3 separate regions of the Homo sapiens genome follow, and regions 2 and 3 are each linked to region 1. A link is a loop called in an ENCODE intact Hi-C map of the cell type or tissue named here. Cell type or tissue: endothelial cell of umbilical vein. All regions are shown on one strand.

Evidence for each region. A loop is a pair of places that touch in the nucleus more often than their neighbours do. Peaks named below come from ENCODE experiments on the same cell type or tissue, not always from the same donor. Only the 100,000 strongest peaks of a DNase experiment are listed, where the experiment ranks them.
Region 2: it touches region 1 in a loop (7-fold over the local background); 84 of 110 quality-filtered maps call a loop at or near these places.
Region 3: a loop joins it to region 1, with 9 times the contacts of the local background. A loop is called at or near these places in 39 of 110 quality-filtered maps.

What each region holds. Positions count from the first base shown.
Region 1 is chr4:21,767,395-21,769,894 of GRCh38, reverse strand. All of the region lies in intron 1 of KCNIP4 (potassium voltage-gated channel interacting protein 4), which reads left to right. Among named protein-coding and RNA genes, the nearest start is that of KCNIP4-IT1, 85 kb to the left of the region's middle. In endothelial cell of umbilical vein, a CTCF peak has its summit at 1,316 (motif pointing right); DNase peaks (open chromatin) are centred at 314 and 1,324; H3K27ac peaks cover 962 bases; H3K27me3 peaks cover 275 bases.
Region 2 is chr4:21,506,656-21,509,155 of GRCh38, reverse strand. All of the region lies in intron 1 of KCNIP4 (potassium voltage-gated channel interacting protein 4), which reads left to right. Among named protein-coding and RNA genes, the nearest start is that of MIR7978, 43 kb to the right of the region's middle. In endothelial cell of umbilical vein, a CTCF peak has its summit at 1,554 (motif pointing left); no DNase peak of the experiment used is centred here; H3K27me3 peaks cover 300 bases.
Region 3 is chr4:20,772,151-20,774,650 of GRCh38, reverse strand. All of the region lies in intron 3 of KCNIP4 (potassium voltage-gated channel interacting protein 4), which reads left to right. Among named protein-coding and RNA genes, the nearest start is that of PACRGL, 73 kb to the right of the region's middle. In endothelial cell of umbilical vein, a CTCF peak has its summit at 1,070 (motif pointing left); a DNase peak (open chromatin) is centred at 1,040; H3K27ac peaks cover 415 bases.

The DNA of each region.
Region 1 (2,500 bases):
TGCTTCTGTTTGTGGTTGAATTTTATGGTGAGTTTTATTTGATGTAAAATATGATTTTTGCTTTTTATTGACGAACAGAATTTATAAGTGTGGAATGCTATGGAGGAGAGATGGCTAGCCCATTAATAGACATAATAAGGGATTCCTTATAAAGTCCTCAAAATATTTTGCACGTCAGTGTCATAAATTCCTATAAGTACAGAAAAAACAAATGGTGTAATGTGATAATGACTCATAGATCAACCTTCAGTCTCATGCCAGGCAACTTAGTGAACTGCCACAGGAAAAATATCTAGATAAAATCTTCTTGCATGACAGAGGGAATTCGAACAGTTTCCTTCAAGATAAAATAATGAATAATTCTAAGAACAAGGAAGTTATTTCTAAACATAAAACCACAGGCAAACCACATGAAGGAAATAACTGATGTAATTGACTAAATCAATACTGAAAATGTCTATTGTTAAAAATACCACAAATGAAATCAAATAATATATGACCAGCAAAAGTATTTGGAACATACATGAAAAGTGATTACTTCCTCTTTTATACAAACACTAAAATAGAAAACCTGGCAGAGGGACATAAGGCATTTTAGAAATGCAAAAATAGAAACGGTTAATAGATATGAATATAAATGTTCACTCCCAATAAAATAAATATAAATGATAAAAGTATCCAGTTTTCCTTCAGGATATGATTGGAGTAGTTTTTTTTAAAATACTTAAAAGGAGGAGTTGATGACAGTGTGGAGAGAGTAGCACTTTTATAGGAGTGTGAATTCGTATAGACTTCTGGAGGTGAACTTGTCTGTACATGTCAAAGGCCTTCCCATTTTGAAGTCCTTTGATGTACTAGCTATATTTCTAGTAATATTTCATATAGCTTAGAGCTGAGTATAAGGTTTTAAAACGAGGATATTGCTACATCAAACAAATAACAAAAAAAATTGAAAAAAATTCCAAATGTTTGAAAATAAATTGACATATGATTACATGTAATGTATCCAACAAATAATTATTAAATGACATCACATTTGATTTTAGATGATAAACATCATATAACCCAATTGTGTGTTCTTGAAGGCTGTATACCAGAGATTATCTCTGGGAGATGGAAATGCAGCATCTATTAATTCCTTATTTGTGTTTTCTATATTTTAATGGTTATATAAAATTTTGTACCATGAGAAATAATTAATAATTGCAAATGTGAAGGAAACTTTCTTAAAACTTATAAAAATCTGAGAGTGTAACACCAACTAAGAGTGGATGTGTATAGATTTCTCATTTATAAAAATAAAGTTTGGTGCTTACCAGCAGGTGGCAGTACAAAACAAGCAGTGAGAAATCCTTTGTAAACAAAGGTACCTCAAGACTGAAAATGAGGAGCGAGACTTGGGAGTGAAGCATTTCTCTTTTTCCTTGATATGCAGAATTGTAACCACAACACCAAGGTGAAGCCCTGCTTTATAATCATTTGGGTACTTAAATCGGAATTTACCTTAAAATATTAACGTACTCAGAGGTCAAAAAGTCAAGCAAAGCACTCCTGCAGGAGTTTCTGGTACTGTTTAGAGAGAGAGCAGAATCTATACTTCACATGCTTACATACTTATTTTATTATTATTAGTTATCAATATAGAATTGATGATTTTTGTGTTAAGATGCATACTGTATCCAAAATCCTAGGTCTTAAAAAGCTCTCTAAAATGCTGTTTAGTCCATCTAATTATTTTACTAAATATTTGTTTTAATCACAAATCATAAATTTAGAAGCTCTTGCTTGGCGGTTTATCGGCACTAGTTGGTGGTGTAACTGAGATTGATATCCATGTCTGTCAATTTCCCTTTAAGGAATGATGTGTATAATAAGAGCAAATTCTTGGAAGTTTTGTCTTCAGCAAGGATCAGTTTTGAAGTTAGAAGAATGGCTTCTCTTCTTCCTTTAGGGGATTTTGTTGGCTTTCTTAATTGACATTTTATCACTTTTCCCATCTTTAATTTATTTAACCAGAACCAAGAGCTCTGTCAATACTGAAATAGATATGTCGGTGGTAAGTTTGGTTGCTTTGGCACTTACAACTATTTGATGCTTGCTTTCAGGTAGTAGTGTGTATGTTTTAAATCCATTTCTGAATCAAATTCTGTGCTTATTAGGTCCCCGCTGTGTATATTTTTCTCTATGGCAAGAGAAAAACAGTTATTTAACGTTTTATATATTTCAGGATATGTAATTTTTTGTAAGTTTTCTTTCATTACAGACTTGTAAGGATTTTAATAACTGTATTTTGAAATAAAAATAAGCTAAAAAAAGCTAATTAACCCCAAAGAGGTTAATTAAACTCAAGGTCATAGAACCTAAAAGTATTGCATAATTGGCAATAAAGCCAGCTGCCGTTACCATTCTATTCTTAGCCATCGACCTCTCTCACCTGTCACTCCATCTGCTTCCTAACCCCATCTCCTTGATTTCTCTCTGCACTGCCTCCCCACCCCAC
Region 2 (2,500 bases), 260 kb after region 1:
TCTCACCTTTGAATTTACTTATGAGTCAGAATTATGATATAACAATAATATTAAATATATTTATTAGCTGGGATGAGCTTTGCTAGCTCAACTCCATGAATAGTGACCTATGAGGGGAAAAACCCTATGAAATCAGCTCCGAGGGGAGGGCATACAGACTCCTATTGAATGGTGAGAAGGAAAGTGAGGGTTAGGGAGCAGAAGCAAGAAGGTGTCCATGTTAGGAATAAATTTAGCTATAAGTAACAGCGCTCAACTAACAGCAGCATAAAATAGTGAGTTAATGTGTTTTTATATACCAAGTTTGAAGGAAGGTGGTATCCTAGAGTTGATCAGCTCACAACAATGCATTAGAGGCCCAGATCTCTCTCTTTTGCTGTTCATAGTTTTCATCCCCTTGCTAATTGCCTCAGGGCAGCAGACAGCATGTTCAAGGCAGGAAGAAGTAGAGAAGAATGGTACCAGACCTATCTGTTCCTTGCAAAAGCAGCAAATGCTTCCCTCAGTATTTCTTGGCAAATTATTATATCTTAAGAAGCAGAGTATGTCTGACTTACTCCTAGCTTCAACCAACAGTGGGAAGATGAATATTTAATTAGATACGTAGCTAATCTGAGCAAAATCTGAGTTATATTTACAAAGAACATGGGAAGAATGATTGGGTAAGCAGCTAGCAGTGCCTGCCACTGTGCAATCCTCATACTTGGTGGAAGAGGGGACATTTCTGATTAAAGGTGCAGAAGCTTTGTAACATAATAAGCATAATTATATTTCCGGTGAGCTTGGAACCCTGAGTTGTTTGTCTACGTGTTTTCAGACTGAGAAGCAAAGAACACAGTCAAGTAACTGAAGATAGAGGCATTTTTGAATTGGTTAAAGGAATGGAGTTAGAAATTAGTTTTAAATAATGATTCCCTTGAAAACCATTTCTGTTGTAATTGATGAGAAAGTAAATACATGTACCTTTGAGAGTTGCATCCTTAAGTGAAAATATCCTATTGTTCCTAGTTAGTTTTTGCAAGCAAAATAAATATCACCTATTCAAACCTCAAGGGCAGATGCTATGGTGTTTGGATGCTGTGTGAAGTATTGTTCAAGAGTGTAACTGGAAAAGAAATTTGGCTAAATAAACTGTAGTTCTAAACAAGTGATTTAAACACCCTAAGCCTTCTGGGGATAAAAAGAGATTCCATCAGATGCAACTTATATGGTGAAATTAAACACTTTACAGGAATTGCAGAAATTTTAAAACTTCATGAAATTTTAAAACTTCATGGTCTTGCACATAAACTGGGCCCAGCAAACTTCAGAATAGCTGTTAGACGAGAATTAGGATGTATTTGCTTCTTAATGTTGCTTGTTTCTTATTATAAGATGATAATTTTATCCTGTTAGTTCATCATAACTATCTTTGTAGAATTTGTAATCAGCATAGCCAAAGGCACACTGTACTGTAAGATTTGACTGCATCATTTTAAGAACTTTTCCTCTAGTCAAGGAGCAGTACTGTATTTGTCTCCAACACCACCTAGTGACAAATTTAAAAAGCTGCATCTTATTGAGTTGAAATAGCATCTTTGAATTAAAAAGCCATTGCCTGGCCTGGTGCAGTGGCTCATGCCTGTAATTCTAGCACTTTGGGAGACCTAAGCGGGCAGATTGTCTGAGCTCAGGAGTTCGAGACCAGCCTGGGCAACACGGTCAAACCCTGTCTCTACTAAAAATTAGCTGGTCGTGTCGGCATGTCCCTGTAGTCCCAGCTACTTGGGAGGTAGAAGCAGGAGAATTGCTTGAACCCGGGAGGTGGAGGTTGCAGTGAGCCAAGATCGAGCCACTACACTCCAGCCTGGGAAACAGAGTGAGACTCTGTCTCAAAAAAAAAAAATTAAAATAAAAATAAAGCCATTGCCAGTGCCCAGACCACTGGCCATGTGCAGCCAGTGAGTGCCTAAAATGTGGCTAGTACAATGGATCTCAATAGTTTTTATATTGATTGCATGTTTAAAATAATATTTAATAATATTAAAAGTAAAATAATTTTAAAATTTCTTTAAAGAAAAAGTATTATTGCCGGGTGTGGTGGCTCACACCTGTAATGATAGCACTTTGGGAGGCCGAGACAGGAGGATCACTTGAGGCTGGGAATTTGACACCAACCTAGGCAACATAGTGAGACTCCATCTGCACACACACAAAAAAAGACGGATGTGGTGGTGCACACCTGTAGTCCCATCTACTTGGGAGGCTGAGACAGAAGGATTGCTTTGGCCCAGGAGTTTGAGGCTGCAGTGAACCGTGATCATGCCACTGCACTCCAGCCTGGGCTACAGAGAGAGACTCTGTCTCAAAAAAGAAAAAAAAAGCAATATTAAAATTTGTGTCACCTGTAAGTTTATATTATTCTTAATGTGACTATTAGAACATTTACAATTGTACATGCAGTTTGCATTATATTTAATGGAACAATGATAACTTAGATACTTAATTACATAGTTTTACC
Region 3 (2,500 bases), 1.0 Mb after region 1:
CCATACTTGGTTTGTAGCACTTATCGCAACTGTAACTGAATGGTTATTTACACAGAACTTTGTTTTATGTGTGACTTCTCTGATAGTCATCAAACTCCAGGAGGGACTTCATCTGTCTTGATTGTTTTAGCTCCATTTCTTCTTACACTCTCTGACATATAATATGCTTTCAAAAACATGTCCTGCATTAATTAATTATGATAAAATCCAGCTTGAAGAAGTTTAGTAACTTATTCAAAGTTCCAGGCTAGTAAGTGATATGAGTGGCTCATAAGGAAGGGGCTGTTAGATTCTAAAAGCTACAAAACTGAGAGTAATAACTAAGGAAGTGGAACACTGGTGTGATATTCTGAAAATCCTCTGAAATTAAATAAGCAGATGGTATTTAACAAGGATAAACATAATATCCCATATTACATGAAAACATGACAAAAGCTAACAGGTTCAGAACGAGCATCATTGTAGAAATAATTTCCTCCATGGGGAATGTGTACTGGGTGTTTATACATCCAGGCACGACGCTAGACATTGTGCATGGGTTATCTTTATTTAAGCCTCATAATAACCTCCAGATAGGGTAGTATCATTATTTTCATCTTAAAGGTTTAAAATGTTCCCCTGTTAAACAGCAAAGCAGGCTCAAGCAGCTTTGACTCCAGAGCCCACATACACTTAACAATTTCAGAAGGTTTTCAGACTCAAGCTTTGGAACTTTAGTGGCGTTGTCTTGCTTATTTGTTTTCTAAGATCTACAAGTTTTTGGTGACTAAATTAAAGGTGGCCCAACTGCCAAAAAAGTGATTGTGAATTCAGACTGACGTACACCAAATGTAATATCCAAAATGGAGATCAGAGTCTCTGGGCCCCATTCCCAGAAATAGTTAATTTTTTAAATTATCTAATGTAGGAATGAGGCTGTCACCGTTCATAAAAAGGAAATAGCCTTCTTGAAAGAAATTTACCCAGACAGGCACCAAGCTTAGGAAAAGAACAATCCCTTAAGAAAAAGAACTGGAAATCGCTTTTCTAGCTATCATGGAGGACACTACTGCCCCCTTGTGCCTCATTATGATGATACAACCCTAAGAATGTTTGGTCCAACTCACGCTGAGCGCCGTCTGAGCTCCAGAGAGCCCTCGGAAGCGTTCTGCCCCAGCTTGCTCAGAGTCAACAGGCCCGGGAGTTTCCTTTTGGGTCATTTTGCCTGGCATGGAGAGGAGACAGAGGCTTTACTGTCCCACCTGAGAGCTCGGAAGCACTGAAGTACTAGACACAGGTTCCTTTTAGGCAGCTACCGTGACCCTTGATAATTGTTCCCTTCATAGCCTCTGAAGAAGCACTAGGAGAAGGCAAAGGAGGGTGGAAACTTCTCAAGTATTTGCAACAATTGCAACAATTTCAAAAATACGTCCTGCATAAATGAGTGATGATAAAATCCAGCTTGAAGAAGTTTAGTAACTTATTCAAAGTTCCAGGCTAGTAAGTGATATGAGTGGCTCATAAGCGAGGGGCTGTTAGATTCCAAAAGCTACAACTGAGAGTAATAACTAAGAAAGTTTTGCAACAAGAACTTAATTAAGCAGACTAAACTTTTTTTTTTTTTCTTTAACTTCAGAGACTCAGGGCTGCTCCTGGAAATGGTAGCTCACTGAGGGAAAAACTTGTGCAAGAGGGACAAACTAGTATTTTCTCAGAATGGCAATAAGAAAGGGAAAGGGGCCGGGTGTGGTGGCTGACGCCTGTAATGCCAGCACTTTGAGAGGCTGAAGTGGACGGATCACCTGAGGTCAGGAGTTCGAGATTAGCATGGTGAAACCTCGTCTCCACTAAAAATACAAAAAATTAGCCGGGCGTCGTGGCGGGCGCCTGTAATCCCAGCTATTCAGGAGGCTGAGGCTGAAGAATCGCTTGAACCTAGGAGATGGAGGTTGCAGTGAGCCGAGATTGTGCCATTGTATTCCAGCCTGGGAGACAAGAGCGAAACTCGGAAGAAAAAAAAAAGAAGAAAGAAAGAGAGAGAGAAAGGGAACAAAATGTATAATAAAATGTATAAAATGTATTTAGAGCTGAATCTGACCTGTCCTGAACCTGCCTCACCAAAGCAGATGACCAGACAACTTGAGGTCCTATCCTCCAACCCCTCACCTGGGACATTTCAATTTATTTGTAAAAAACAATTCAAGTTTTCATGCTGCTTTGCCCTGAGGGTTTCAATATATTTATTGATGTCAGTATTTGAATACTGACTGCTTCCTCCGTAGTAAGCTCCTTTGGATGAGGGCCATGCTTGTTGATTAACCGTTACGCTCCTGTGCGTAGTCAAGTGCTTGGTATATGAATACGTGTTGAACAAATAACGAATACTTTGTGTTTTAGTGATTAATAGGATTGAAAGACATTGGGATAAAAGTTACCCCTTAGTTAACTTTTCCCCCCGCAGGTGCACTCACCTTTCAAGCTTAGGAAGATGTGAAAGATTTGCAGTCAAACTCAAGTTCAA